Linked DNA regions of Mus musculus: regions 1 and 3 are each linked to region 2. Evidence: chromatin loops called from intact Hi-C (ENCODE). Cell type or tissue: heart. All regions are shown on one strand. Each heading gives the region's core, and the rest is flanking DNA. Links, peaks and the distances in the headings are about the cores only.

What was found. Peaks named below come from ENCODE experiments on the same cell type or tissue, not always from the same donor. Only the 100,000 strongest peaks of a DNase experiment are listed, where the experiment ranks them.
Region 1: a loop joins it to region 2, with 2.7 times the contacts of the local background. A loop is called at or near these places in 4 of 42 quality-filtered maps.
Region 3: a loop joins it to region 2, with 3 times the contacts of the local background. A loop is called at or near these places in 11 of 42 quality-filtered maps.

The regions. Positions count from the first base shown.
Region 1 is chr14:45,534,495-45,545,310 of GRCm38, forward strand. Gm46452 (a long non-coding RNA gene) reads left to right here. Exons shown (of 3, transcript XR_001781252.2): 3 at 4,109-4,174. Gm41144 (a long non-coding RNA gene) reads right to left here and starts at 8,905. Exons shown (of 4, transcript XR_003951187.1): 1 at 8,891-8,905; 2 at 6,781-7,369; 3 at 4,095-4,206; 4 at 1,076-1,142. It overlaps 4930527F14Rik (RIKEN cDNA 4930527F14 gene), which reads left to right and starts at 9,216. Exons shown (of 7, transcript NR_045809.1): 1 at 9,216-9,295; 2 at 9,781-9,863. In heart, for the core only: a CTCF peak has its summit at 5,918 (motif pointing left); a DNase peak (open chromatin) is centred at 5,387; H3K27ac peaks cover 1,488 bases.
Region 2 is chr14:45,597,400-45,605,399 of GRCm38, forward strand. It overlaps Ddhd1 (DDHD domain containing 1), which reads right to left. Exons shown (of 14, transcript NM_001042719.2): 10 at 7,654-7,803; 11 at 5,240-5,492; 12 at 4,166-4,357; 13 at 1,703-1,786. Among named protein-coding and RNA genes, the nearest start is that of Gm41145, 19 kb to the left of the region's middle. In heart, for the core only: a CTCF peak has its summit at 4,794 (motif pointing left); no DNase peak of the experiment used is centred there; H3K27ac peaks cover 333 bases.
Region 3 is chr14:45,545,658-45,556,473 of GRCm38, forward strand. 4930527F14Rik (RIKEN cDNA 4930527F14 gene) reads left to right here. Exons shown (of 7, transcript NR_045809.1): 3 at 272-315. It overlaps LOC115488341 (a long non-coding RNA gene), which reads right to left and starts at 8,536. Exons shown (of 3, transcript XR_003951188.1): 1 at 8,121-8,536; 2 at 6,487-6,590; 3 at 502-522. In heart, for the core only: CTCF peaks have their summits at 2,725 (motif pointing left) and 5,634 (motif pointing right); DNase peaks (open chromatin) are centred at 4,864 and 8,394; H3K4me3 peaks cover 649 bases; H3K27ac peaks cover 547 bases.

The DNA.
Region 1 (10,816 bases), core at 1,438-9,437, 61 kb before region 2:
GGCGGCTCACAACCATCTGCATCTCTGGTCTTCTGACCTCTGTGGGTACCAGGCACACATGGTGAACAGATATAGATGCAGGCACATATACAATAATTGTTTAATGTAGGGAACAAACCCTATAAAGTACTTGCAAATAATGTCTGTTAAGGAATTTTATCTCGACTATACAGAAACCTGTTACAGTAATATGAGATAGATAGATTATTATTATTATTTTGCTTTTTTATTATTATTTTCTATTTTGGACAGGGTTTCATTATGTAGGCTTGGCTGGCCTGGAGCTCTCTACATAGACCAGGTTGGCCTTGAACTCACAGAAATCTACCAGCCTCTGCCTCCTGAGTGCTGGGATTAATGGCATGTGCCCCACCCCTAGAAAGAGAGAAATAGTTTTTAATGAGCAAAGGCCGTAACTATCTGAGAAGATGCTTAGTGTCATTGGTCATCTAGGAATGCGAAGCAGAGCTACAAGGAGCTAATATTCCATACTACTACAACAATTACAGTTTAAAAGATGGCAATAGGACATGCTGGCTAGGCTCTGGAAGTACCATAAAGCCTTTGTGTGTGTGCATAACATTTGACAATGTGGAGATAACATTCTTTGATCACATTTATGCCATTTCCTTCTCATATCTCCCTCAACTCCATCTGAAATTCCTCCTTTCTAACATATCCTCCTTCTACTCTCTTACTAAGTTTGAGGAGGGCTGCTTAAATTCTCATGAGTGTGGGATTATTTATTGGATCATGGACAATTCACCAGTAGCTACACCCTGAAGAAAAATTAGTCTCCCTCTCTAGAAACCTTTATTTACCAATAGTTCCTTAGCTGAGGGTAGGGCCTGATGGTTGGTCCATGCCCCAAAGATTGTTGATGAAATATTGATGGCTCAATCTTTTTTTTTAAAGATTTATTTATTTATTTATTTATTTATTTATTTATTTATTTAATGTATGTGAATACACCGTTGCTCTCTTCAGACACAGCAGAAGAGGGCATTTAATCCCATTACAGATGGTTGTGAGCCACCATATGGTTGCTGGGAATTGAACACAGGTCCTCTGGAAGAACAGTCAGTGCTCTTAACTGCTGAGCCATGTCTCCAGCAGCTGATGGCTCTATCTTATGCAGGCCTCTGCAGGAAAGCACAGCTACAGTCATCATGAGTGTTTCACAGCACTACCCAGACCCGACCCCCCATCTCTATAGAAACTGCTGTTCATACACACCGCTGAAAAGAATACAAAATGGCCAGCTGCTTTGAAACAACTTGGCAGTTCCTCAGAAAGTTAAAAGTAGGTTTATTGTAAGCTATCCACCAAATTCCTGAGTTGAAAACCTAACCTCCAAAGTAGTAGTACTGAGATGAGGGACCACAAGGGCTCCCTTTGATTAGGTCATTGGCTCTTATGCATGTATGTAGCTAGAATGCACCTTTATGAAACAAAAGGGTTTTGTTGTTGTTGTTGTTTTTGATTGTTTTTTTGTTGTTGCTGTTTTGTTTTGTTTTGAGACAGGGTTTCTCTGTGTATTCTTGGCTGTCCTGGAACTCACTCTGTAGACCAGGCTGGCCTCGAACTCAGAAATTCGCCTGCCTCTGCCTCCCAAGTGCTGGGATCAAAGGCGTGTGCCACCATGCCTGACACAAAAGGGGTTCTTACTAGACACAAATAGACTTTCCAGCATCCAGAAACTCTCTTATTTATAAGGTGTCTCATTATAGTAGTCCAAAAAAAGCAAAATAATAATAATAAGAAGAAGTTACGATATAAGCCAGAAAGTCTACTCCTGGATATATAATACAATATTTAATATATAAAAACGTGTCTACCATAGCCAGGGGTGCATCTCTCAGCATCAGTGTGCTTGCATTTGCTTTTCCTGGGCTCTACATTTAATTCTGAGCACTGTGAACAAATGGGGAGAAAAACCTCAAAACCCTAAAAGCCTTGCATGTCAATACTCCTAATGTCTAAAAGACGAAAATAGCCTGAATGTCTTACAAATAATGAATCTATACATAAAAAACAGTATATCCAGGCAATAGCATATTGTTAATGTTTTTATTAGTATATATTAGTTATAGATGATAGTGGGTTGACATTTTCCTGCACGTTCACAATGCAATTTGGTTGTATTCATAGACGCATGTTACTCTGCTTGTCCCTTCTACTTCTGGCACCTCTTCATCTACACAACCTATGTCCTCTCTACCTCCATGTTTCAGTGCCTGTGTGACCCAATGAGTTCACAGGGTCATTTATAGGAGCGTGAGGGAGGGGTTGTCTCTCCCTTCATATCTCCCTCCCTCCCTCCCTCCCTCCCTCCCTCCCTCGCTCCCTCCCTCCCTCCCTCCCCACTCCCCCCTCTCAACTTGTATTATAAACCTTCAGGCCCCATGAGCTCCTTTCTTCCATGATGGGAAGTTGCTACCTGGCCGATGCAAAGGAATATGGTTCAACTAAGGAGAAACAGGCAAAAAGAACAACAACAACAATGTAACACTTTGTCTGCCACGTTTGAGGCCGGGGGATTGATTGCTGTTGAGGCCCGGGGATTGATTGCTGTTGCAGCTTAAATATGAACTGTCCTGTTGGCTCAGATGTTTCAATACTTGATCCCAGGCTGGTGGCACTGTGTTGGGAGGTTGTGGAACTTTGGGGTTATAGTGCCTAGCTGGTTAATGTCAGCCATTCAGGGTGGACCTCCAAACACACAGCCTCAGCCAGTTTTTTTTTTTTTTTAAGATTTATTTATTTATTATATGTAAGTACACTGTAGCTGTCTTCAGACACTCCAGAAGAGGGAGTAAGATCTCTTTACGGATGGTTGTGAACCACCATGTGGTTGCTGGGATTTGAACTCTGGACCTTTGGAAGAGCAGTCGGGTGCTCTTACCCACTGAGCCATCTCACCAGCCCCTCAGCCAGTTGTCATTCCGCACTCTGCTTTCTAGTCCACACACAACTCCATCAATCTCTGCTCCCCACTAGGACATCCACCAAGACTTCCCCACACTTCCAAATTCTGATCAAGATTAATCCTTCCTAGTGATGGAGAGATGGCCCAGTATGGACTGGCCTTCTAGAGGATCAGAGTTCGATTCCCAGTGCCAACATGAAGGTCCACAACTATCTGTAGCTCCAGCACCAGGCATGTTTGTGGTGCACAGACACATGTGCAGGCAAAACACCCATACACATTTAAAAAAAAAAAAAAAAGCTTAAAAAGACCCAATTCATGAGCATGGGCAGGGGAGGGTATGGGGGACTTTTGGGATAGCATTTGAAATGTAAATGAAGAAAATACCTAATTAAAAAAAAAGACTCAATCCTCTTTTAAGTTTCTGTCACATACTTTGGTCACACGGAGATGGAAGTAACTAACACAATCTTGGTCATTACACATACACATGGAACACTGATACATGCTACGCTGAAATCATTCTGAGCGAATGAAGCCAGATACACACAAAAGCCTGATACGTGGTTCCATTTATATGGAATATCCAGAGTAGGGCAGACCACAGAGACAAACAACCTCGGTGGCTATCAGGAGGTGCTCTGTGCCATTTGAACCATCCCTCCAAGTAACCTGATTTTTCCCTCCCCATACTGAGGATTGAACTTGAAGTTTCAGACCTGCTGTGCAAGCATTTTACCACTGAGCTATATCCTCAGCTTTCTTTCTGTTGTTGCTGTTGTTTTTGTTACTTAGAGTCTGAGTCTCACTAAATTGCTCAGGCTGGCCTTGAACTTGTTCTGTAGTCCAGGTAGGACTTGAACTCAGATCTTTTTACTAGTAGGTAGGATGGAAAGATAGCCCTCGGGGCTGGAGAGATGGCTCAGCAGATAAGAGCACTGACTGCTCTTCCGAAGGTACTGAGTTCAAATCCCAGTAACCACATGGTGGTTCACAACTATGGTAATGAGATCTGATGTCCTCTTCTGGTGCATCTGAAGACAGCCACAGTGTACATACATATAATAAATACGTCTTTAAGAACTCATACTCAGAGTGTAATATGTGCTGTGTTCTCTCTCTCTCTCTCTCTCTCTCTCTCTATCTATCTGCCTACATCACTCACCTTGGACCACATAGCTAGCAGGTGGAAGAACTGAAAATGGAGTTTGGGTTTGAAAACAATAGAAATGCTTCGAAATGTTCACGCGTGGATGATGATGAGAGCAATGGAGTCACTGAAGAGAGAAAGAGACACTGAGAGAGTTCAGGTGCTGGGGGAAGCTGAAGAGATTTCATAAGGGAAAAAAAGGTTAAACTAGGGAGCTTACGCAGTGGCTCAGTGGGTAAGACCTGTTCTTGCAGAGAACTTGGGTTTCATTCCCAGACTTTGGAGGGCCTCTCTCTGAAGGCATCAGGCTCATTCATATATGCAGACCATATCTGGGGCTCATTCATATATGCAGACAATATATACACATAAAGTAATATATAATCATATATATCAGATATATTAGATATATCATATATATATAAAGTAATCATATCTATCCATCTTTATCTACCTATCTATTTATCTACCTACCTATCTATCCATCTATCTATCTACCTATCTATGAAATGTTGAACTTGAGGTTAAAGTATTTTATCCAGTGGGAAATTCTGCAGGGCAGTTAGATAAGTATGCCCGGTAATCTTGAGAGAGGATCAAATTGCACAAGAAATTCATTAAGGTAGAGGTGAACCCTAATGGATGATTTAACCTTCCCAAATGACACTGCTCCTTGAAGTCTCTCAAAGGCAGAAGCAAGAAAAATACAAGAGTCATTCAAGGTGACTGAAGACAGAGAAGAAAGGACCAAAAGGGTTGGGGGAAAATGAGGTCAGTCTAATGTCAGGTGTGGGGGCAGGGGTGGGGGCGAGGAGAGGTAAAAGTAGAAATCACGCATCCATTTCAAGAAAGGAAATGCCATCCGCGGTATCAAATGATGCTGTGAGGTTCGAGGTTCAGGAGAAAGCAGTACACTGCCCGAGATAACTGGAGAGCCGACGGAAGAAAAGCAAAATGTTCAAGGGAGATTTGTTTGGCAAAGCTGAGCAAGAAATAAGATGGGGATTTGGGGGCAGAACAGGAGTAAAAAAATGCTTTTCCGAAAGAAGCCTGAGTTTGAGTTAAGGCTTGGGGAGGTATAGGGGAGGTCCTGGCAAGCCAGAGGAAACATACAAACGTCTGACAGTGGAAAGGCACCTCCGGACAGAGCAAACCAGAGTATAAACACATTTAAACAGATACAGTGGCTACTAGCCAATGGGAGGGTGGGGCTCCTTGGGCTATTGTGCAGCTCAGATGGACTTCCTCCAGGAGGTCAGAGCTGGGCCGGGATGTAAGAAGGGAAGGAAGGATGCGATTGAAAGATTATTTCAGTACAACTAGGACAGAGGCCCTTAAACGAAAGCCGGCAGTGACGTCACACATGCAAATGTGCCTGGCCTTTGGAAGCTGGCCTGGGAACAGTGAGGAGGGCCCCTACTTGTGAATGGCTAGGAGCTTAGGGACCTGCCTTCACACTACAACAGGAACTGCACCCCAGTCAGGGATTCATGTTAATAAATGGGCTAGGCTCTGCCCTGATTCCCAATGTTATTCATTGTGCAGTCGGTTTCTCCTAGTTTGGTTGGCAGGCCTAAGTCTCCATTCTGAGAAAATGGTCACCCTGGCTCTGTCCTTTGTTATTACTGTGTCCTCTGCAAACACACACACCCTTTGTTGGTCCCAAAGCAGGATTTGCAGGGCCACTGAAAGCCAAGCCAGGCAGTCACCTCGATTCCAATTGCCCTAAGGCCAATTTACAAGGACAAAAGTGTTTTGTTGTTTTTAATCTGCTAGGTCATAAGGAGGCTTCTCAGGTGACAGAGAACGTCCCAGCAGCTGAACAGCGCCATCTGGTGCCTGGGAGGTGTCACTTTGAAGCTTTGCTCTTATTCGAACTAATCTAAAAACACCATTAAGGCTCACTACCAATTGTAATACCAGTTCTAAGGGATCCGATGCCCTTTTCTGGCCTCTGTGGACATCAGGCATATGCGTGGTGCACAGACATACTGCAGCAAAAAAAAAACAAAACAAAAACCAAAAAAAAAAAACCATACACATAAAATTAAAAACAAACAAACAAACAAACAAACAAGGAATTTAGCCAAAGCCTGGGGTGTAGTGGCACAGCCTTTAACACCAGCACTTGGAAGGTAGAGAAAGGCAGATCTCTGTGAGTTTGAGGCCAGCCTGGTCTAAATAGAGAGTTCCTAGCCAGCCAGGACTACATAGTGAGAATCTCTTCCCCCTCCCCCCTCTTCCCTCCTCTTCCCCTCCCCCTCCCCTCCCCCTTCTCTGCCCCCTCCCCTCCCCCTTCTCTTCCCCCTTTTCTTCCCCCTTCTCTTCCCCCTTCTCTTCCCCCTCCTACTTCTCTTCCCCCTCCTACTTCCCTTCCTCCTTCCCTTCCTCCTTCGCTCCCTCCCTCTCTCTGCCAGGGACTGGTGAGATGGCTCATCAGGTAAAGAACCTGCCATCAAGTCTGATGTCATGAGTTCCATCTGTTCATGAGTTGTTCCTCTGTCCTTCCTGTGCGTCTATGGAATGTGCAACCCCCTTCCACCTCCCCCATGTCTAAAGCCCAAATACATAAATAATAAATAATAAAAAGCAGAGAAGATGGAGCTGCTAGTGTTATATGTATTATATGTATTTTACCATAACAAAGACTGGGAAAAGATGAGCTTTTCCCTGTGATGTCGTTCCCTTTTGGATGACCTACCCCCACATGACTGCGTTTGCTGCTTCTGATCATCCCCGTTGCTATGTGTGCAGATTCTGTCATCTGTAGCTGAAAAGCAGAGAGAGAAAGTATGTTTTGATCACATGCATGCTTCCAGTACTCCTTCACAGATAATGGTCCTGTAAGCATGAAACCATTTGGATGGCATGCTGGAATGCGGCATCTCTACTTTCTCAGTTCTTTAAAGCATATTTATATTACATTTTATCCCCCTCCCAACCTCTGTATGCGCGAGCATGCCCTCTATACTTCCATCAGAGGAAATCTGGCAGGGGTCATTCTCTCTTTCTGAGATGTGAGTCCCAGGGATGGAACCCAGGTTGTCAGGCGTGGTAACAAGTGCCTTTATCTGCTGAGCTGTGGCAGGGGCCCTACAGTTCTGTTACTGTTTACATTTCGGCCCCAAATTGGCTGTGAAGAAACCAAAACGTATCACCTTCAATTTAAAGTTTGCTGTTGAGCTGAAGGCAATGGAGAAACAGCAAGCAGAAGAAAGGCTCCATCTGCTCCCCCTTTCTCCTGAGACAGGACACAAAGGGATACAAATTCTCCCGGCCAGGTGACAGCTCTACATTGGAAACAGAAGGGTGTGAAAATACATTTTATTCATTCATTTTCTTCCCACCATTTCAGACCCTTGGAGCCTAGAATTGTTCTCCTCTGTGATTCCATGTCTCTGCTGTTTCTTTTTGGCAGGTGCTGGAGATTGAACCAGGTGTCCTGAACAGTAGCATTCTACTCAATGGTGTTCTACCACCGAGACATATTCCCAGCCCTCATTCTATTTTGTGTGTGTTTTACCTGCATGTATATCTGTGCACTGTGTGTGTAACTAGTGCCCATGAAAGCCAAAAGAGGGCATCGGGTACCCTAAGACTGGAGTTAAGACAGTTATGAGCCACTTTGTAGATACTAGAATTCAAACATGGGTCATCTGGAAGAGCAGCCAGTGCTTTTAATTGCTGAACCATCTCTTGACCCCTAGTGCTTGTTTGTTTGTTTGTTTGTTTGTTTGTTTAGAAAAGATCTGTCTATGTAGCTGGTCTCTAACTCAAAACCCTTCTGCCTTTGTCCCTTGGGTAACACACGCTATCCTCCTATGTCTGCAGGCTGGCATTACAAGTATATGCCACCACCCCACTCTAATTTCTTGATCTTGCTGGAAGTTGTTGTATAAGCCAGAGCTCTGAGGCTCTGCCTGGAGGTGTTTCAGGAGGCTTCTGTGTGATGCTCACTAAGTGTGGTGTTAATAATCCTGCTTTTTGCTTCTGATAGTCTTTATAGTCTTAGCTAAGAACTACAAGGGGTTACAATAGAAGGCTTTCACCTTTGACAATTGCTTTGACCATCCCACTCAAACTGTTTCTCATATCACCCGGTACCTCCACCTTGGTGTAGGCAGCAGACTAGGCTGGCCTCAAACTCAGAAAGATCCTCCTGCCTCTGCCTCTCAAGTGCTGGGATTAAAGGTGTGCTCATCACCATACCCAGCTCCAGGTTCTTTTTTTTGTGCCATCTTCTTCTTTAAAATTCTCTCTCTAGATGATTTTCTTGTTTAGAGGCTGAAGATGGCCATTCTGCTGAGCCCCAGGTTTCTTGTCTAGACCCGCTCTTGATGCTGCAGAATCTCAGACCCACGGGAAACATTTCAGAGTGCTCTGTTCAGGGTGAGACTCTGGACTTCTTCACCAATGTCTGTATCATTCGTATCATCAAATGGTACCTTCGACTCTGTTGTGTAACTTAAAAATGAGGAGGCAAGCTTGGTCTTCTGCTTTCGTTTTCTGCCCTTCTACAGTGACCCACTTAACGCTGAGTTCTGCTAGTCTGTGTCTGGAGTAGATTACAAATTGAGCCTCCATTTTCCATCCCCACCGTCCCTCTATAGTTTAAGCTATGGTCAGGTCATCTCATCGAGATCGTGCACTCAGTAGCCTCCAATGTGCTTTCTCCAATGTCCCTCCAGTTTACTTCCTACCCAGTCCCCAGAACAATCCTCCCAATCCGTAACTCTCACAGTAACCGCCTTCTGCGTGCTTCAGATGACAGCCATCATTGAAAAGCCTCACGTGATCCAGCCTGAACTGACCTCCTGATCTCTTGCTGTCTGTGTCACATCGCGCAAGCTTCCTTGCCTTTCTGTCTTACCACACACCATCCCTTTGCCTGCAGGCTTTCCTGGATCCTCTCTGGCTATGTGTGAGTCAGCTCTGGAAGGCTCTACGGCAGCACACTCAGTAGGAGCCGCAGGTCCTTCCTGTCTGTTCACCTTGTGTTTCCCCACCTGCTTCTGTTGTCCTAGACGACCATGCAGTCACCATGCCTTTGTTTGTTTGCTCACCTCTGAACCCAGAATCTGAGCTCCTAGAAGAAAGGCATCTCCCTCTATCCCACAGGCACGGCTCTTCATAGCCACACTCCAACTGAGTACAGTGCCCAGCACATGGCTAATACTCCATAAATATTTACTGCATGAATAAAAGATCGAAAGAGGGTAAGTAAAAGAACCCCCCGGCTGTGTACCTTGCCTTGGGTCTATGCTTCCAAGAAACTTAAACTCTCTTAGAGGGCCATTAGATCCAAGAACATAAACATCACAGATAAATATTGATGCATTTCTCCAGCCACATGAATATTCAATAATGTGCTGCTTCTGATGTTGTGCTGTAAACAAGCTGTGTACTGCCTTAATGTCCTCATAGGTATGGGTCTGTAACCCCTCCCCTCACTGCCCTTCAGTAGTCAACCTTGGCCCCCTGTCCACACAGCCTAAATGCTTCTCCTCGAATGACTTCTGTGCTTCACTGAAGCCGAAGCCTTCAGGAAGTAGCCCGCTTGCCTTGCTCTACCAACTCTCTTTCAAGCCCCTAAGAGGATTGCAGTGCAGAGGCACCCAGATCTCCATTAGAAGCTGGTCCACCTGGAGCTGCATCCCGTGCCCTCCTGGTCTCTATTTGTGAACTCTGGACTCTTTTTCAGGGACTCCCGAGTCTCTTCTGGACATGGTGATCCTTCCCTCACAGCATGTACTATGCTCAGCTCCTCCCTCCCTCTTGGGCCAGGTCTGGGGTAGGGGAGAGGGGGGAGGGGGAGGGGAGGGGGAAGAGGGGGAAGCGGGGGGGGGGGGGAAGAGGGGGAAGCGGGGTGGGGGGGGAAGAGGGGGAAGAGGGGAGGATGGCTCAGAATGCCCCGCCCTTTCCCATTCCTTGCAGCCATCCTCTCCTTCCCAGTCAAACTTCCCAGAGACATTTATGGCTCTGTCTATGCCCTCATATCTCTATCTCCTTACCACCATTTTGGCACTATTGAATCAACTTCTTCCCTACCCCACAGACATAGTTAATAGAGTAATCACGAATTGCCTAAAAGCCACTATAATTGGTATTTTAAAAAAAAGGAAGGGGGCTGGTGAGATGGCTCAGTGGGTAAGAGCACCCGACTGCTCTTCCGAAGGTCTGAAGTTCAAATCCCAGCAACCACATGGTGGCTCACAACCATCTGTAACAAGATCTGACTCCCTCTTCTGGAGTGTCTGAAGACAGCTACAGTGTACTTACATATAATAAATAAATAAATCTTAAAAAAAAAAAAAGGAAGGAAGGAAGACTTTTATCCCAGGCACGAGGAGGGGGGGGGGGGTCACAGAAAGTACCTTACCAGGAAAGCAAGTTGTAAAGTGGCATTACAGAGGCTGGACATAGGTACTTACTTCCCATCGGAGGAAATACGGGAACAAGTTTGAGGTGGTGAAGCAATGTTTATGGCAAGCCCTTGTTTGACCTGACCAAACCAGAGTGCAGTTGCTGGAACTGGGGCCATGCAATCAACCTTGAAATTGACCAGCTTTCTGGAAATAGGATACTCATAGCAGTAATCACTCATTGACATAAGCTGGCATGAAAATTCCCCGTGAGTTAACCCCGTAGAAGCAACTCTGGGACTGGGACGTTTCCCATTGGTAGACCAGGCTGGGCTCAAGCGTCTGCAACTGATGATGATGATGTTATTAAAGTAT
Region 2 (8,000 bases), core at 1-8,000:
CTAAATGACTGCTGTCATCATGGAGCTATCTACTCTATTCTGTGCTCTTGTCATGCCTGTCACCTCTGGGGACACTAGCTGCTACCTAGACTGGCTCCACCTGTGCTAGGGTAGCCAGCTTTCCCCAGCCAACGTCCTCTGGGCCCTCAGTGCAGCCGCCTCACGTCTTGCTGGCTCTGAAGGAAGGAAGGAAGGAAGGGAGGAAGGAAGGAAGGGAGGGAGGGAGGCCAGCGGTGAGTGGAGTGGGCTTGTGTCCCATCCTCTCTCCACGTGGCTCACAGGATCTCTACGGGAGAGGTTTACACGGCAGCACCACTGGGTTCGGCTGTACAACATGCCCATGGTCAAAGCAGGCTCTGATGCACGTGTACCAGTTGTCCTGGCATTATCACACCCAGACTTGCTGGGACTGCAGAGGGAGATGGACTCTCCTCCTCTCTCTAGCCCTCTGGGATCATGGGGGAAGGAGAAAATAAAACCACCTTCCTTTCTTTCTCTGTGCTTCAGATACCTAAATGTAAAATCTGTTAAAAAAAACAAAACACAAAGCCCTTTGCTCCTGAGCAGCCGTGCCTTAACACAGATGCACGCGTATGCTCAGGCCGCACCGCAGCTCTGGGAGGCAGTCCTTCAGGGCTGTCTCTTGGTTGGACAGTGTATCTCATTGGCTGGGCCAGCCTGGCCAGAGCGGTGCAGGGATTCAGTCCCACGTCTCCACCCCAATGACATTACAGCTGTGTACTGCAGTGCCCAGCTTTTTAAAAAGTAAGCTTTGAGGTTTGAACTCAGGCTCTCTCATAAACATTTTACTGGCTAAGCTGTTTCTCTAGCTTAACACGAGTTATTTTAGTGGAATTGTTTGTCTATGACTACCAGTTGGAGAGATCCTTACATAAGATAAGTTCTTGAGGGGAACTCACTGAGATTGGCTACTATAAACTCTGCTCTGGAGGCACAAAAGGAGCCAGCTTGTTATCCTCAACCACTGTTTCGGAACTATACAAAGCAATCTTTTTTGATAACTGAAAAAGATGCACAAAAATTTAAAGGTGGGTAAAATTACAAAGAAAACCCTGAACACATTTTTTAACACCAAAGATAGAATTCACTATTAATAAGAAAAACACGAAAGAGGAAATATAGAAAATTTAGAAGAAATAAGAAGTTAGTAGGAAAAGTAATTATTAAGATTAGTCCTTGGTGATAGATTCAGGATATGTTGGAAATGAAGACTGGGAATAGCTTTGCACCAGTATCACTACATTTAAAAATATCCCCCCCCCCGCCCTCATCACCCCATGAAGGACATTGAGCATTGTGTAGAATGAGCTGTCAGCTAGGGCAGACCCCAGTCCAGGTGCTGATGTTAGACATCACCAGTACAAGTGATGCGGTTCTCTGTGGCAGGGAACTGTATGCTAAGCACAGACGTGGAAAGAACAGTGGGCCTGAGGCCTGAGGACAATATAGAAGACAGACACAGGCCTAATGCCCTCTCTTCTCTCAAGTCCCTCTTTGGTAGGAGTCTATTTTTTAGCATCTGAAGTGGGCATGAACTCTACCATTGAAGACAAGAACACACACATAGTCTGCTGTGGTAGCACTGAAGCAGCTCGCAGAGAGCTGATCCCATTTCTCACTGAGCAGACCTCTAAGGAGAGCATTTCAGGGTGCTGAGTGCCACTCCTGACATATACCATACCGAGGCTATCATCTTTACTCTGCATTACATTTTCCGGAAAAAGAAGTTGTGGGAGATAAAAGAACGATTCTTGAAGTCTGAAATCTGTGAAGAAAAACAAACAATACGCGGTGTAAAGGCAAGGCTGATAGTTACAAATGGCCTTCAGTGTTGCAGTGGCCAATCGTTAAGAACCACATTCCAAATAGGCTGATTAAGCCTAGCCCACAAGGAGCGCACCTCTAGGCTTCTGTCAAGAGCTCCTTCATGGAAAATATGGACACAGTTCAATTCTCAAGTGTAATGTCAGAATCTGTTAATAAGCTCAGATACTCCTCAAACTCAGTGCTAATTCACGTTGTAACCTACAGGGCAAAAACCAAACCAAACAAAAACAACCAACCAACCCTCCCCTAAACAAACTAAAAAAAAATCCGGCAGGAGCACAAGAAATGAAACCATAAAATGCTTTAAGATAAGCCTTGTCTTTTCAGAAGAAATTAAGGATAGCTGTGCAAGATGTGTCAAGTCGATGAAAATAAAGGACACCTGACAGGACTTACTCTTCACAGAGAAAACAGGATTGATCATGGATTCAGTCTGTATCCTCTTTACCCTCAGACAATGAGACTCAAAGACAGTGGCGTCAGATGAAGGCTATCCAGAAAGCTGAGGCACTCAGTGTGAGGAGGGGAGGAGGAAGGAGGCCCAAGAACCTCATCACAACAGCCAGGGTCCACAGAGATTTAAGGAAGAGAGAGTTTCAGGATTGCAAGTCAGCAATTATGGCATAAAAGTCAGGATTACACAGAAGGAACTCTACTGAGGCAAGTCTAAGAATCAGGAACCCAGACCCAGAGTGACTGAAGACAGACGCGCACTGTCAGGGCCTGACTCTAACATTAGTCTATCTCTTTAGAGCTGACTATATGAAACAGACTCATAGATATCTCAGATGTTGTCGAGACTACAGGTGAAATCTAACAAGAAGACTGGCAGAGCATTTACATGCAAGTATGACACAGCACGGCTGGGGTGTAGCCCAGCAGGACCGCAGGCTGCATGCACAGCACACACTGGGTCTGGGTCTGAGGGGACATGTGTGGTGAGTTCTGTTCAGCTGAGCTCCCACTGCGGAGGGAGGGAGGGAGAGAGGGAGGGATCTTTACATTTGTAGCAGCATACAGAACGGACCGGGGTTTTCTTTGCTCAGACACTGTATGTGTTCACTCCTGCTGGGGTCTCAACTGTTCCCGGGAGTGTCTGTCCCCAGTGTGCACCCTCCCATTCACCAGCATCACTGCCATGCACTGACAAGACCATGAAGAACTGTAAATTCTTAGTGCCACCTTACAAAATTCCTCCAAAATAACTGTTTTCAGAAGTTAACTATTTTGATTTCTGCATGCCACTAAAGTTTATACATTTATAATCATGTTTCTAACTAAAAAATAAAAAAAAAACAGTGTAAGAACTCAGAAGAAAAATGAGCTTTATACAAATATCAACATCTAAAAAGAATTGTTTACACATGGCCCTAATGACTTGCAAACACATTTTTTAGCACTGGAAAGGACTGACAGATGCTGTTGGCCCACATAAGAACGCCTAGCCCTGCTGCCTAGTTACCCTGGAGTGGACTATGTGTGTGGAGGAGTGGGGCAGCCTCTTGGATGCCACCCAGACCGGTTCTGGTTGATGGCTGTTTCAGAATTCAGGGTGGCAGACACAGTAAGAACACGGTGCTCCTGGTAGCTGCGGTGGAGTCTGTTAAAAGGACTGGAGAAGTCCATTCCCGCTTGCTAGCTACAGAAAGGAAGCGGCTGCTTCAGAGTCTGTCTCTCCTTATCATCGACGGGAAGACACAAAGTGTCTGTGCTATTACCTGGCACTTTAAGTTCACCGACAGACCAGTGCTTTACAGTTATGCCAGATTAAAAAGTCTTAAGTCTACTGGGAAACAAGAGATCTACCTTAATGCTTCATGCACCTACTCACAGGTCTCCCTACTGTCTACTGGTAACAGGGCAGGGACAGAAGACACACAGTGGGGCCCAAGAGAATGCCTCAGCCTTGGAGGGCTCAGAAAGCTGCATAGGAGTGTGTGGTTAGCTGCAGGACAGAGCAGTGTGTCAGACAGAGGACACATCTAGAGTGACTGGAAACTTAAACCTTGGTGAGCGTATTAATAAAAATGTACTTTGTACAAGCTAGGGTTGCCTACCCCAGAGACTTGTCTTGTACTTGATAATTTAGACTCTCGTGCCAGAGAGTCCTGGTTATAATCTAGCAACTTGTCAACGCAGATACTAAAACTACACTTGCCTAGAAAATATTCTTAAAACTCACATTACCTTTCCTTTCAACGACTTCAGACTTGAGTGGGACCACTACTGGCCCTGCTCGCCCAGCCCTCCCCGCCCACCCATCAAAAGCTACAGAGACAAAGGCACAAAAGCTCAAGGATAGAACTGTAGGACTGACATGCGGAGTCGAGGAAGCCGGAGCCACTGTGCGGCAGGGTCTGCGTTGCCACGGTGGTGGTAGAGGGTGAAGCTGAAGGCTTCTTATCATCTTCCAGTGAGTCTTTAGATGGCTCAGACGGCTGTGATGCTGAAGAACGTCCAAATCTTGAGAACAACATTCCTCCAAGGCCCTTTCCAATGCTAGCAGCCCCTGCATGTCACAGAATAAGGCAATCACTCCACTGACTCCGCTCACAGCACCCTGGGGAGCAGCACCCGCAATCACAGCCGACTGACTGAGGGACTTTCTCAGGGTGGGGACCTAAAAATATTCCAATTTCTACTGTAGGTTTCTAAATAAGAATGATGTTTAAAAGAAGGAAAATATAAATTCTAGGAATACAGATACAGGAACATATAGCCAAAGCAACCCAGGTGTTATTTTATTCAAATATTCATTGTTACAGAGGTTTATGGCAAGATTAAAACTTCTAACAAGAGACCCATGCGGTTGACATGGGGCATCTACCTATTAATAGGAATATGTCTTACTAAATGTATGCTATACAATGCCATTAGTAACCTTTACGCATGATGTCAAATAGCAAGTAAGTTTGGTAGCTAAGGCCTACTTAGAGTGCCATCTTGTGGCACTTAGATAAAGGACACTCACTCAGAAACAAAGGACACATTCAAGTGCTATGCAATTGAAATACCCAATTTCTATGCTGGCACAGGAAGTTACTCAAGGAGAGATGAAATATCCCTCTTGCCTTAGGAAGCGAAAGGACTAAACAATTTCACTTTGAGAGGACATCAGAGACCTTGATGCCCCCAGAATGCACAAGAGCAATAAAAACAACAGCATTTTAAAGGCTCCCTCAGCAAGTCACAGAGCCAAGATTATAAGGAGCAGCAGAAAGCCCCGTCCTTTCTTCAATCTAGTCAGAGGATGTCAGAGCATCTGCTTCAGTCAGCAAAGACGCTAATTCAGGAGATGGACAGGTGGAAGATTTCTAACAGTGCATTTCCAACCAACTTAATACTTACACATAAAGTACTTACATTCATAGGTAAGAAATGAGAGAATTACCCAATATGCTTGCTTTGCCAATGTTAGTTATAGATTCTCCATAGTGGCGCCGAGATAAGACGGGGGAGGTCACAGGGCTTGGGATAGCTGCTATGTTCTCACTGTCTGAAACTGAGGTAGGTTCTTTTGCTGGGTTGAGAAAATTTGGCTTCATATGCTCATAAGGTAGAGGGTTTGAAGTGTTGTACCAGTGGATCTGGACTGGAGAAATGTTGCTGTAGTGTTTCAAAATCAACGGTTCTAATCTGTAGGCCTAGATTTTTAAGAATGCAAAGAAACATGACCTTAATTCACAATTCCTGGATTTTAGTAAAATGTTTATTCTAAAGTGAGAAAGAATTTTTAAAAAATGGTTATCTGAAAAACATTTTTCACTGTTACTATGTGAGGTTGTGTAATTACACGTCCCTAATAGTGAGATTATTAAAAACCCAAAAGAACAGTAATAAAAAAAATGAGTTATCTTTGTCTATTAATTTGTTTTCATAGAAAGACGGTTTCACTGTATTCTGATCAAACAAGAATGAGTCTTGTTGGGCTGGTGAGATAGCTCAGCGGGTAAGAGCACACTCACTGCTCTTCTGAAAGTCCTGAGTTCAAATCCCAGCAACCACATGGTGACTCACAACCACCCGTAATGAGATCTGACGCCTTCCTCTTGAGCATCTGAAGACAGCTACAGTGTATTTATTTATAATAATAAATAAATCTTTAGACAGGAGTGAGCAAAGGTCCTGAATTCAATTCCCAACAACCACAAGAAGGGTCACAACCATCTGTACAGCTACATAAAAATAAATAAGTAAATCTTAAAAAAAAGAAAAGAATGAGTCTTGTTATAAGGTCAGACTCACAAAGCTGAAGTGGAGGACAGCCCAGACCTTAGTAAATAAGGTCAAACACGTGACTCCAATAAGAGCCTAACTTGAAAGCCAAGGAAAGGTTGCTGTCCAGCAAGTCGCTCGTTAGTGTGGTGTTTACTGAGAATCCGTAGTGCAGATTCTCACTGCTGTTAGCAATTCACTGCCATTTAATACGTCACAAAGATCTCGGCGCTCTCTTATAGGAAGAAGAGAGCAGGTCTGCACAAGCATTAAGAAAGCATTAGGAAAAAGCAGACTGGCAGGATGCACACTCAGAACATGTGAAGATGGGTTCAAATCCCAGCACCAAACATAGAAAAGCTAAATGTGAGATGCACAAAGAAGACAGAATTCATGCTTGGAGTAAAACATACGGCCATGCTAGTCTCTGAAGGGACTGCCAGGCCTGCAGTCTGCATCTGAGCCTCTAACACATGTAGGCTATCATCCCGGTGCTTTCAGCGCCTCAGCTTCGCTTACAAGAGGTGGCTGTAAGTTTACACACATGTGACTTTGTAAAATAAAAGCTAACTTCAGATATTTAAAATCCTTTTACTGTGTGTGAGTGTGTGTGTGTGCTGTACTAACCATTCTCCCTAACGATGTACACAAACGTCTTCACTCTGTGTGGTGTGGAACCACACTCCTCCTGCAAGCTAGGCAAGCATTTGGCCACTGAGCCGTACTCTAGCCTGTGTCTTGTCTATGAACGTCCTCTCAGCTCTCGCTATTTACACCTGGATTAGATCTCCAAGTGTTTACATTTAGACACAAAATTAGCAGAAAATTGAAAAGCTTGAGTACTTTACACTTCCACTCAACTAAATACACGACTTCACCTCCTTTCTTGTTTTTGGTTTAAGAGAATCTGCCAGACTCATCTCAATTTTATAGCATGCTTTTGAAAAACATTACTTAAAGCAGGACATTTTAACTATATTGTCTTATTTATTTATTTTTGTGTTTGTGTACTATAACACATGGGTGACAAAGATCAACTTTTGGGAGCTGCTTTCCTTCTTTCATCACGTGGGTGCTGGGGAGTAATCTCAAGTTGACAGGTGTGGTGGCAAGCGCCTTTCCCACCTTCTCTTGCCAGCCTCTAAAGCAGGTAAGACTTACCTGTTCCTAGGCCATCAAAATTAGAATTGCTTACAGTGCGTAAAGCAGATGTTTGTCTCCTGTAGCGCTGACCAGGGATATTATTTCACAATGTATTGTTTAATCAGAGGTTGCTTTATGTGGCTGTGCACCATGCGCATGCACGGCCTCCACTGAGGTTGGACTTAAGTCATCTGATATGGACGACGGGGACCAAACCCAGGGCCTATGCAAGCACAGCAAGTGCTCTTAACAACTGCGTCATCTCTCCAGTCTCTGATGTTACCAGTACAATAGAAGATCCTCTCTTAACATTTTATTTCATGAACTCTGAATGAGCAAATATTAAGATATAACCTTTCCCAATGAGCCAGATAATAAATTCCCTTGTTAATTCAGAGTCCCTGGCAAGATTTCTCCCAGAGCAGCCATGCTAATGCTGAAACTCACCACTGGGTCCGTAGGATGAAAAATATTTAGTAAGCGGTTACAGATCTCTCTAGGTAAAATGTGGTCTTGACTTCCAGAATTTCCTGGTCGGATGCCGCGTAATGCCAAAAAAACTGCTAGCGGAGATCCCATACAGAAGAAATTTTCAACCTAAAATGAAAAGAGCCATTCTAAATTCACCAAATGATGGGAGTGTTATTTTCAAGGGACTCTGAGGATAACATGTTATATAATAAAATATAAGCAATAACATCACCTCAAAGTATATTTGTTTTAAGTAAGTTGCCTCCAACTCTGAGGCTTTACAGAGGTGCAGCGAGGATTTCTACAGCGGAGGCTGGGAGAAG
Region 3 (10,816 bases), core at 1,599-9,598, 50 kb before region 2:
TTTTTTTTTGAAATTCCAGTGTGTGCTGAAGACGAGTTGAGACATCCAGAGTTTTGGACTGAGGAATTTCTGGATTCTTGGGCTTTTCATTCCTATCCATCCACTGTTTGATTACTTGGACCACAGCCTATAAGTGTTTCTAATAGATCCCCTTTCTATATGTCTAGAAAAGGACATTCATTCTATAAGTTCTGCTACTCTTGAAAGCCCTGATTGATAAATCTTTAAGCAAATTTTCTTCTAATAGTGTTGCTTTTTTTTTTTTCAACAGTCTTCAAATGAGTAAGAGTCACAGAAATAGTCAGCTAAAAGAAGGTAAGGACTGCGTTACACATATGGATCTTAGTGCGCTCTTGTCTCCATGGTAAAGGTGTGCAACTTTCAGGCAGGTAACGGACACATAGAATGTTCTCCCTGCATCTGTTCAGACTCAGTTGCCATTATTTCGGACAGTCCTGCTGACAACCCAGCACACGGGGGCGGCATGGTCTGATCATTCAGAGTTCAGACACAACACGAACCCTATGTAAACAGCCAACAATTTAAATGATGTAATGTTGATGAATCCTGTGCTGCACCCTTCCCCACTGCCCCTGAGTAGTCAACCCTGGTGGTGCTGACCCAGCCTCATTGCTCTTTCAGTCTCATTGCTCTCCCTGCGTGCTCGCATACACACAGTGGAAATTTATTGCCAGCGTCAGCGCCAACCTCATGGTGGCTTTTCCCAGAGGACGCAAAGGGAATTTTCAACTCTCATTTTCTTGGATCTTTTGGCAACCTTTGGTACGGAAAGGCGTTTTTCCCTCACAGCAGTCTGTTGGCTCCAGCATCACTGTGTGCCCTGGCCTCCCTCGGTTCTTCTCAGACCTTTTTTCCTCATTATGGCAGGTTTGCTTGGAGTCCTCAAGTCACTATCTGAAGATTTCCTTCTCTTGTCACTCAAAGGACTCTTCTAGGGATGTCATCCCATGGTGCCAAACCCCAGCTCCATGTTAACCATCCCCCAAAGTCAACCAGCAGGCATGATTAACCGGACCACACACTCAGTCCCTTACTGGAGCCACATGAGCGTCAGACTCAACACATACACCATTCAGTCCTGTGTCAGAGGCCAGGCTGTACACACAGTTGTTTTTGATACAATCTATACCTCTTGCCTCTTTTACTCCACTACTAAAGACTGTTCATTTTCTTTTTTTAATCCTACACCTTTACCAACTCCATCCCTCCGTCTTCCTCTCTACCACCCATCACATTAGCTGAGGCAGCTTGATGGAGTCCCCACACTTGCTCTTGTGCTTTCTAATGCTCTCAACACTGTAGCCCAACAAACAGGGGAACAACAAACTCAAAGTCTATTGGGAGAAAGATGAGAATCTTAGCATGGCACCCGGGGGCCCTGAGTGACCTGTATCCACCAGCTACCTCTTGTTCTCAGCTCCTGCCCTCCTTCAAACATTGTCTGGTTTCTCTAATCAGTTTCCTCCACAGAGCATCCGAGAGTTTTCACTGTGTGACAGTGCTTTTCCTTCTGGTCCTCTCTCTATTTAACCCTCCTCCTTCAGATTTATTTATTTTATTTTATGTGTGAGTGCTCTGCCTTTACCTATGTATGTGAACCATGTATATTCCTGGTGCCTACTGGAGTCAGAAGAGGTCTCCAGTGCCCTGGGAGTTACAGAGGACCTGGGAACTTGGCTTTTCAGGAGCTCTGAATGACAACTTTGGAGTTCCTGCTGTGTGGGTTTTGCTTCTTGGCAAAAATCTTTACAATAAATAATAGAAAAGCCCCGATAGGTCTCCAGTCTGTCTCCCCCAAACCAGAACAGGATCATTTCCTACATTAGGCCCAGCTAATGTTTTATCTGATTTAATTTTTAATATTTTGGATGGTGACTCTCACGAGTTTGCAGAGGAGGCCATTTCATAATTCAATATTTCTCTCCCAGATAGGGAGTGTTTCCAGTAATCAATCCAAATGTTTAAATTTATTTTGTTCTCTTGGAGATGAAGTGCTTCCTCTCTGTGAAAGGTAAAATTTTCCAAATATGGAATTAGTAAACAACAGCAGCCCAAGGGGCAGCCTATTTCCTTAGTCTGCGAAAAGAAATTAATATTCCCAACCAATGGTTTTCCTTGCTTTTCTGCAAGCCTATAATTTCCTCTAGTCTCTTATTATCTTCATAAACTTATTTCTTACTTTAAAAAAAAAGATGGTTATGAACCAGAAAGATGGTTTAACAGGTAATGGTATTTGCCTCCCAGCCTCCCCACTAACAGTGATGATGATGACGATGATGATGATGATAATAATAATAGAGAAAATGAAAAAGGGAAAGTTATACAACAAGTCTGGACAGGCAAATGTGAAAGAATCAAAGAAGCCTGAACTTCAGGATGGTAAGAGGGAGGGGTAGGTGCAGAGAGATTGTTTTCATTCAAGAGTCCCAAGAGGTTGCTGAGGGAACAGGGCACTCATTGCCAGCGCCCACAGGTGACCTGTGGCAATGGACATTAGGAAACCCAGATGGATGCCTGTGCAAAGGAGACAAGATGGTGTCAAGGGCAGAGAATCTATGATCCCTGTGTGGCTGAAGTGACAGAAATCAGTGGCAGATTAGAGGACCCATACAAGGCAAGCATGCCATCTGGTGGCTGACAACTGTCTGTAATTCCAGCTCCAGGAGATCTGACGCCCTCTTCTGGCCTCCAAGGGCAATGGCACACATATGGCATACACTCACAGATACACACGCATACACATAAATAAAAATAAAATAAATCTTAAAAAAATGTGGAAATGAAACAAAGCCACCAGAGCTTTCAGCTAGGATTGCTGGGCAAGTGGAAAGACCTGCATTAGGTCTTCTTAACATAGTGGTATCAGGACCTATATTAGGTCTTGAGAAAGAAATGACTTCAAGTTTGTTTTGTTATGCTGAGTCTGGGGTGGTGACTTAGAAACACCCAGTTTCCCCTGGGTTAAGATGGCTTTGAGACAATGGCTCACAAAGCCTGAATGCTAAGCCAGCCTGATTTTCTGAGTTCTAGCTCAAAAGGTGAAACATTTTCTTTCTGCCTTTTTAGCCCTTCTTTAGATACTGGCCCAAATCCTAAGCATGCATACCCTGAGGTATAAGCCTGGGACTTCCTCACTTCCCCTTCTGCCCTATGCAACTGCTTGCCCACCTTCATTGCCAGTCTGCTGGCTCTCTTGGACCCTTAACTGATGGGCATGGGTCTTGTCTCTTTCTTCTTCATATTCACTTTCCTCCTTTTAGCAGCTTGCCTGCACTGTTCTTAGTCTTCTCTCAAATATGTGTAAATGACCCTCACATTTCAGGACAAAAAGAGGCATTGTCTTTGTAGGTCTGAAGTTTGAGGACATAGCAGGGCTGCAACTCCACTTGTGAGTCATACACACACACACACACACACACACACACATATACACAAATACACTCATACAGACATGCATATATATACACACATACACACATACATATATACAGACATACATACAATTACATGATATAGACATAGTAACTTGATAATGCGAACATTACATACATAAATGAAAGACAAAGATATTTTGGAATCACTCAGGCAGAAAGAATAGCTACATGGAAAAGAGCCACGGGGCTCTTCAAAAAGTAAAGATCAGATCAGAGGATCCGAGGAAACAGGAACATGTCTGGCCCAACGAGTGAGGTTTCCAGAGTGTGTGGGCCTGAAGGTGCCATAAACAGCTGGGCGCCATCCCTCTTGCTTTTTAGTCTTTATAAAAATCCAGTTCCCAGGGGTTGCTGTAAGTTCTGCTTACTTTCTGTGTTAGCACATTCCAGGTGTGGCACCAAAGCTCCTCAGACTGAGTAATTTAGTACTTGCAGGAGTCTATGCCCATAGTTTGGGAAGCTGGGAGTCTAAGGTCAGTGTGCCAGCAGAACTGATATCTGATCCGGTCCCATTCTTTGCATGTGGGGCAGCGACTGGGTAAGACATGTGAAGGAAGCCCTTTGGGACTTCATTCACAAGGCACTAAACCTCATCCGGTAAGATGGACTTTTTTTTTTTTAAGATCTATCTATCTATCTATCTATCTATCTATCTATCTATCTATCTATCTATCTATTGTACACTGTTGCTGTCTTCAGACACACCAGAAGAGGGCATCAAATCTCATTACAGATGGTTGTGAGCCACCTGTGGTTGCTGGGAATTGAACTCAGGACCTCTGGAAGAATAGTCAGTGCTCTTAACTGCTGAGCCATCTATCCAGCCCCAAGATGGACTTCTTATGATTTAGTTCCTTTCTAAAGGCCCTTTTGACATTATCATACTGTGGATTAAATTTCGACACAGTTCAAAACCTCATCTGAAGTGTCTGGGACCAAAAACGTTTGTTTCTCCGCCTCCCTTCCTTTTCTTACATCCCTTCTCCTCCCCCTTTCTCCTCCCCTCTTCTCCCTTTGTGTCCTTCTCCGCCTCTGCCTTCCCCTCTTCTCTTTCTTTAGATTTTGAGATATTTGCTTACAAGCTGTCGATCTCTGCACACCTCCCACACCCAGGATAAGACCAAGAATACGTGGTTTTGAGATGAAATTTCAAGCTTCAGAGCATTTTTAGTTTTATATTTTTAGATTGGGGATGCTAAACCTGCATGAATGGGGGCCTTACAGATATTCAGGCCACCGCATTACCTGTTCTGGAAAATAGTTGCATCACATTGCCTGTGTTCAGTGCTCACCGATGCCAAATTTCGGTAAAGGTCCTGGTGTTTATTTAGTGCAACCTCCCACACTGTTGGAAAGTGTCCCAGTGAGCTTTTTTCTCGCTGTGATAAAACATTAGCCAAAAGCAACTCGAGGAGAAAGGTTAATTTTAGTTAACAGGTTAGTCCATCAGGCAGGAACCTCAAAGCAGCAGCGGAAGCAGGGGACGGCTGACCCCTGAAGAAGGCTGCTGGCAGGAACCCTGGGAATTGCTCTCCATGGCTTTCTCAGCTTGCTTTCTTCCACAGTCGAAGACAGCCTGTTCTGGTGTGGCACTGCCCAAAGGGGTGGGGGGCTTCTCACTTAGATCATTAAGGTGGAGGAGGAAGAGGAGGAGGAAGAGGAAGGAGGAGGAGGAAGAGGGAGGGGGAGGGGGAGGAGGTGGCCACGGCGGCTGCAGTGGTGGCGGCGCCGGCGGCACATTCCTTTAATTCTAGCACTCAAGAGGCAGAGGCAGGCAGATATCTGTGAGTTCGAAGCCAGCGAGTCTAGGACAGCAAGGGCTACACAGAGAAATCCTGGCTCAACTCCCCCCAGGCCCCCCAAAAGAAGCCCTAAGACATGCCTGCAGGCTAACCTGATATAAGCATTTTCTCAGTTGAGGTTCCTGCTTCACAGCTGATTCGCTTGGATCAAGCGAATGAAACTAAATGGCACAGAGAGCGAGCTGAGGCTTGCAGGCAGAGTGTCTCTTGGTAAATAATAGGCAACAAACAGTGAGCTACACCAACCTAACTGAACAGCAATGGTGAAGGAAAATGGCATGTGAATGCATTATGTTCTGCGTTTAGAAGTTTTGCGTTCCCCGTTAGTTCTAACTACCGCCCTTATTGGTACCATTAGTCCCTAACTTGACCAGTAGGGGGAGCCCGCTGGGGATAGGCCTGAATGAAGCTTATAGAGAGGACGGCGGGCAACATGGCAGACACCCACCCGCTCTTAGTATGCCTGGGCGATACGTGCCAGGAATAGGAATAAGAATCGGTCTAGCTCTGCTGTGTCTGTTTAGCTGCATTCCATTGTTGTTCAGACAAGGTCTCATGCACCCCAAGCTGGCCTCAGATTTGCTGTGCAGCTGAGGATTTACCATGAATTTCTGATCTTGTCTTCATCTCCTCAGTGCTAGGATTGCTGGTGTGCACCACACCATACCTGGTGCTGGGGATGGACCCGGGGAATCCGTGTGTGGTAGGCACTCAATCTACTAACCGAACAACATTTCCTGTCCGGTTTTTACTACTTTATGGCTTAAGGTAGTCTGTTACGTAGCCCAGGCTAGCGTAGAATTTCTGCTCCTCCTGCCTCTACCTCCTGAGTGCAGGAATTTCAGGGAATAAAAGGATCATCCATCTACACTCTCGCTGTATTTACTTTCAGCTATTAAAGCGGGAATTATAAAAAATAAGGTGTACAGTCTGCTGCAGAGGTCAAGAAAGTTAGTTTAATTTTGTTCACAGTTCTTAGGCAGGTAGGTGCTCAGCGACAATCGCCATCGCTATTCTATATCCAGGAGGAGATGCTGTGCCTTGAAAAGGTCCACTGAGGCTGCCTTCCCAATCAGGACACAAACGTGCAATCAGTCAAAGAGCCCGCACACACATGGCTCCTCCCCCATCCTCTTGTTTGCTGGACACACACTTAACCGCCACTGAGAACACAAGGTTCGCACTGAGAGCCCCCATGCACCTGCCGGCTTTGTGGTCAGTGCGCTCACAGGAAGCGCTTTCTTCCCACGGACCGGAGGACCACCGAAGCACTTGATTCCTGATTTGCTTCAGGAAGACACCAGGTAAGGAGGCTGTTGCTTCCAGGCTGCCTCTGAGGAAGAGAACCGAGATAAAGACGACTTCACATCTGTCTGCATGAAGGGTGAGAGGGTGACTGTTCCCATTTTTAGGCTCTCAGGAATGCCCTAAAGTTCAGTGCAATGACTCAGCAAGCACGGGGCAGGGCTTCAAATTTAACGTCCGGTGTCTGACTTTTCTATTCTCTAAACAGATGCAGAAGTCCTCACAAAGGAAAGGGAACAAGAAATAAAACATTTCCTAAAAAAAATACTTACCCCAAACTTCCATTTTTGTCTTGAACCACAGTTTTAAACAAGAGGAACATATTGCGGGCAGATATATTGGCAGGACTAAATTCTAAGAGAAATCATTGCTAACCACACAATAAGTACTTCCCGGGTTCAAGCACAGCGCCCTCTAATGGGAGCACTTTTGCTTGAGAGCATGCTCATTGGAAGAGCACCCTCACTAGGGAGCACCTTTCTGGGGCTGGTTCCAGATACTAACAATACAACCCTAGACAACTAAAATACTTACTGCGTAGACTAAGTATTTCCCATGGAGTTCTCACACACACACACACACACACACACACACACACACACACACACACACACAGAGAGAGAGAGAGAGAGAGAGAGAGAGAGAGCGAGCATGTCAGACAGTAAAATGGTACCTGAAAACATTCTAAGGAATGGACACATCTGCATAGAGGCTGAAACCAAGTGGAGGTCAGAGGTGTGATAAAGGCCTGACGGTGACGGTTTTCTGGTTGGGAGACTGACTGTGGGAGGCTCAGTGCTGGCTAGCTCTTTGTATTTGCATGTGCACTTATGCATTACACACACACACACACACACACACACACACACACACACGAAAGAAGGGGGAAAGAGAAGGAGGAGGGGGAGGGAGGGAAACACACAGAGAGAGCTACCTGCTGATGCCTTAATGTGTCTCAGATATGTTAGATAAACCTTTCTCCAGAACAGGAATTCACTAGGGCTACAAGCCAGACAAGGACCAGCAATAGCTCATTAAACTAACTCATGTTCAACCATTGGTCACTGGAGGTGGCTCGCCCACACTCCATCCTTCCACAGGGAAATGGGCAGAACTCACATCTTTTGTTTTTGTTCATGGCTCTGCCCCCCCAGAAGTGGTACTGGGGTACTCTTGGAAGAGACTCATGGGTCACTTGAGACAGGATGAACCACACATGAGAACGGCCATGTCATTCAAAAATTTGACCAAATAACCGTCCTAAATGTTCATCTACTTTGGAGTTCCCAAACTAGTGGCTGGTAAACAGCAAAGCCACATTGAGTGAGTTGGAGAACCTTCTGGAAGTCCATAAAACACACATGATATATGCCATTACTAGAAACTCAGAAAGGGTTAGAAAGACTGAGGATCAAAACTGTTCCTTTCTCTTCTGCTTCCCTCCCCCTCCTCTGCTTCCTCCCTCCTCTTTTTCTTCCCTTCTCCTCCCTCTTTCTTTCTTTCCCTTGTCTCTTCTCCCCTCCGACCTTCTACACTAAGCATGCTCACTTGGGCCCACCTCTGAGAGCATGAAGTCTAGTCTTTCTGATCGCAGAGCTTCTGTGTCTTACGGGATCTGTTTGAGTCTGGTCCCTGTCCAGGCTGCAGAACTTCATGAAGACCTGTCCGTCTGTATTTGAGTGTGTTCTTATAAAGCTTCTAGTAAGTTCCAGAATGTAAACTGGCCCCTTCCAGCTGGTCGGATGCTCTGTCCTTTGGCAAATATAGCACATGCCATGCCTGAGAGTTCTCCTCACTAGGTAGGCACCCTGCCAATCAAGCCTACTGGGAGGGGACAGCTGGGTGGAATTTCCCCTTGGGCCAGATGGAGCACCAACAGCAGACATGTGCAAGATAAACTCAGAGGATCCCACACACTGTTTTCTTGGCCAGGAGGACCTTAGTTTTGCTTTGTTTGGGGAAGGGGGTGTTTTGAAACATGGTCTCATGCAGGCCAGGCTGGCCTTGAAGTTCCTGTGTGGCCCAATGTGACCTTGAACTCTGTAGTCTCCTATTTCCACCTCCCAAGGGCTGAGATGGTTGCCGACGGCTTCTCCAGTTCCAGCTTCAATGCATCCCTCCTGGAACAACCTTGGTACCCTAGTGACATGGAGGCTTGCTGAGCACACAAGCCTTTTGCAAACTGTGCTGCATTAGCATTTAGGTAAAAGTAAAATTATTCTCGATGCTCAGAAGGACCAGAATGATTGAACGTCTTCTGGGGGGAACTCCAGAATGCCTTGTCCAAATGACCTTGGCGAACCTTGCAGCGTTTACACTTACGCTGCCTGCTCGGTTGAAATGAACTCATATTTTGCTATATCAGCCAGTATTCTTATGGATCCATGCCCAGGAATGAACTCATAAAGTTGGATAATTTTTTAGGCCATTGACTTATGATCCAACATGAGTTTATCCTTTAGTAAATATCATTTATTGGTTGGCTTAGAGAAGAAAAATTTTTTTGAAATGAAGTATCAAATCTTGAGGTTAAACGAATTATATGTGGCCAGGTGTCTTAGTCAGGGTTTCCATTGCTGTGAAGAGCAAGCAAGCTCTTATAAAGGACACATTTAATTGGAGCTGGCTTACAGGGTCAGAGGTTCAGCCCATTATCATCAAGGCAGGAACATGGCAGCATCCAGGCAGGCATGGTGCAGGAAGCTGAAACTTCTACATCTTCATTTGAAGGCTGCTAGCAGAGTACTGACTTCCAGGCAGCTAGGGCAATGGTCTTAAAGCCTACACTCATAAGGCCACACCCACTCCAACAAGGCCACACCTTCAAATAGTGGCACTCCCTGGGCTGAGCATATATACAAATCACTGCAACAGGTGAACAAAAGAATGAGAAAAACAAGAAAGAAAGTGAATAGGTGAGGCAAGAGGTTTTAACATATTAATAAAAGAAAGCAAAATTTGGGAAAATATTCCATGCTTTGATAATAAAGGGGAAATGGGAGAGTGCATATTGGCAATTTGTTTGCACTCCCATGAACTCATTCTGGAAATAAGTGTATTTAAGGAACAGAAAACAGCGGTTCCCTGTGGAGTGTAGGAGCTGGGAAACTGGAGACAGATTTGCTGCAGGTGTTGTCATGTACATTTATTTATTTATTTATTTATTTATTTATTTATTTATTTATTTATTATATGTAAGTACACTGTAGTTGTCTTCAGACATACCAGAAGAGGGCGTCAGATCTAGTTATGGATGGTTGTGAGCCACCATGTGGTTGCTGGGATTTGAACTTGAGACCTTTGGAAGAGCAGTCAGTGCTCTTAACTGCTGAGCCATCTCACCAGCCCTGTCACATACATTTTAAAACATGCTGGCTTCAACCTAAGAGAATGCACTGCCTATTTAAAAATCCAAATTTAAAAAGGTTAATTGTATCTCAAGGCCAGGTTCAAATCAGGCTCTCAAGACACCTTTGCACTCATAATCCCCTCCCTCACCCTTCTTTAGTTAGACATACTCACTGTAAGCCCCTGTCAGGTACAGCCGTCAGTAGGCAGGGTTCTCCTTGACCTTACATGGGAAGAGTTACATGGGTTAAGCAAACTGTTGATCACAGTCAGTCGGCCCGGACAGTTCTTCCTCTGAGCTCTTTGAATGACCAACTCCATCCGGCTCATCTCAGCGCCAGTACCAACTTCTGTAGACACTGCCCTTGGCCATTTCCTGTGAGCCTCACAGGCTGACAGCTACGTTTCTCTTAACTATTCTTTATAGCATGCACGGTTACTTGAGTGAATCTAAAAGTTTTTAAATAAAAATGTAATTACTAGTTACCAATTTAAAATAAAATATAATTACATCATACCTCCATCTTTTCTTTCCTCCCTCCAGCCCCCCTCTGTGTCCTCCCTTCCTGTCAACTTCTATATGTCCCTACCTTCTCTCAAGCTGATTGCTTCTTTCCTTTGAATATTATTGTTTTACACACACACACACACCCTACCAGGTCCATTTTTGTTGTTCATGTATATATGATTTCAGGGCTGACCACCTGGATAATCAGTCAGGAGGCTCCTTTGTGGGGGAGGCTAACTTTTCCTGTCTCTCTCAGCTGTCATCAATTGCCTGTAGTTCTTTGTGTGGGAGTGGGGTCCTGTGAGATTTCCCCCTGCCTTCCTATCATGTGTATTGATTGATTTTCTCATTGTTTCCCTCTCTGGTTAATGCATCTCATTCTAGAGAGGCAGCCTTAC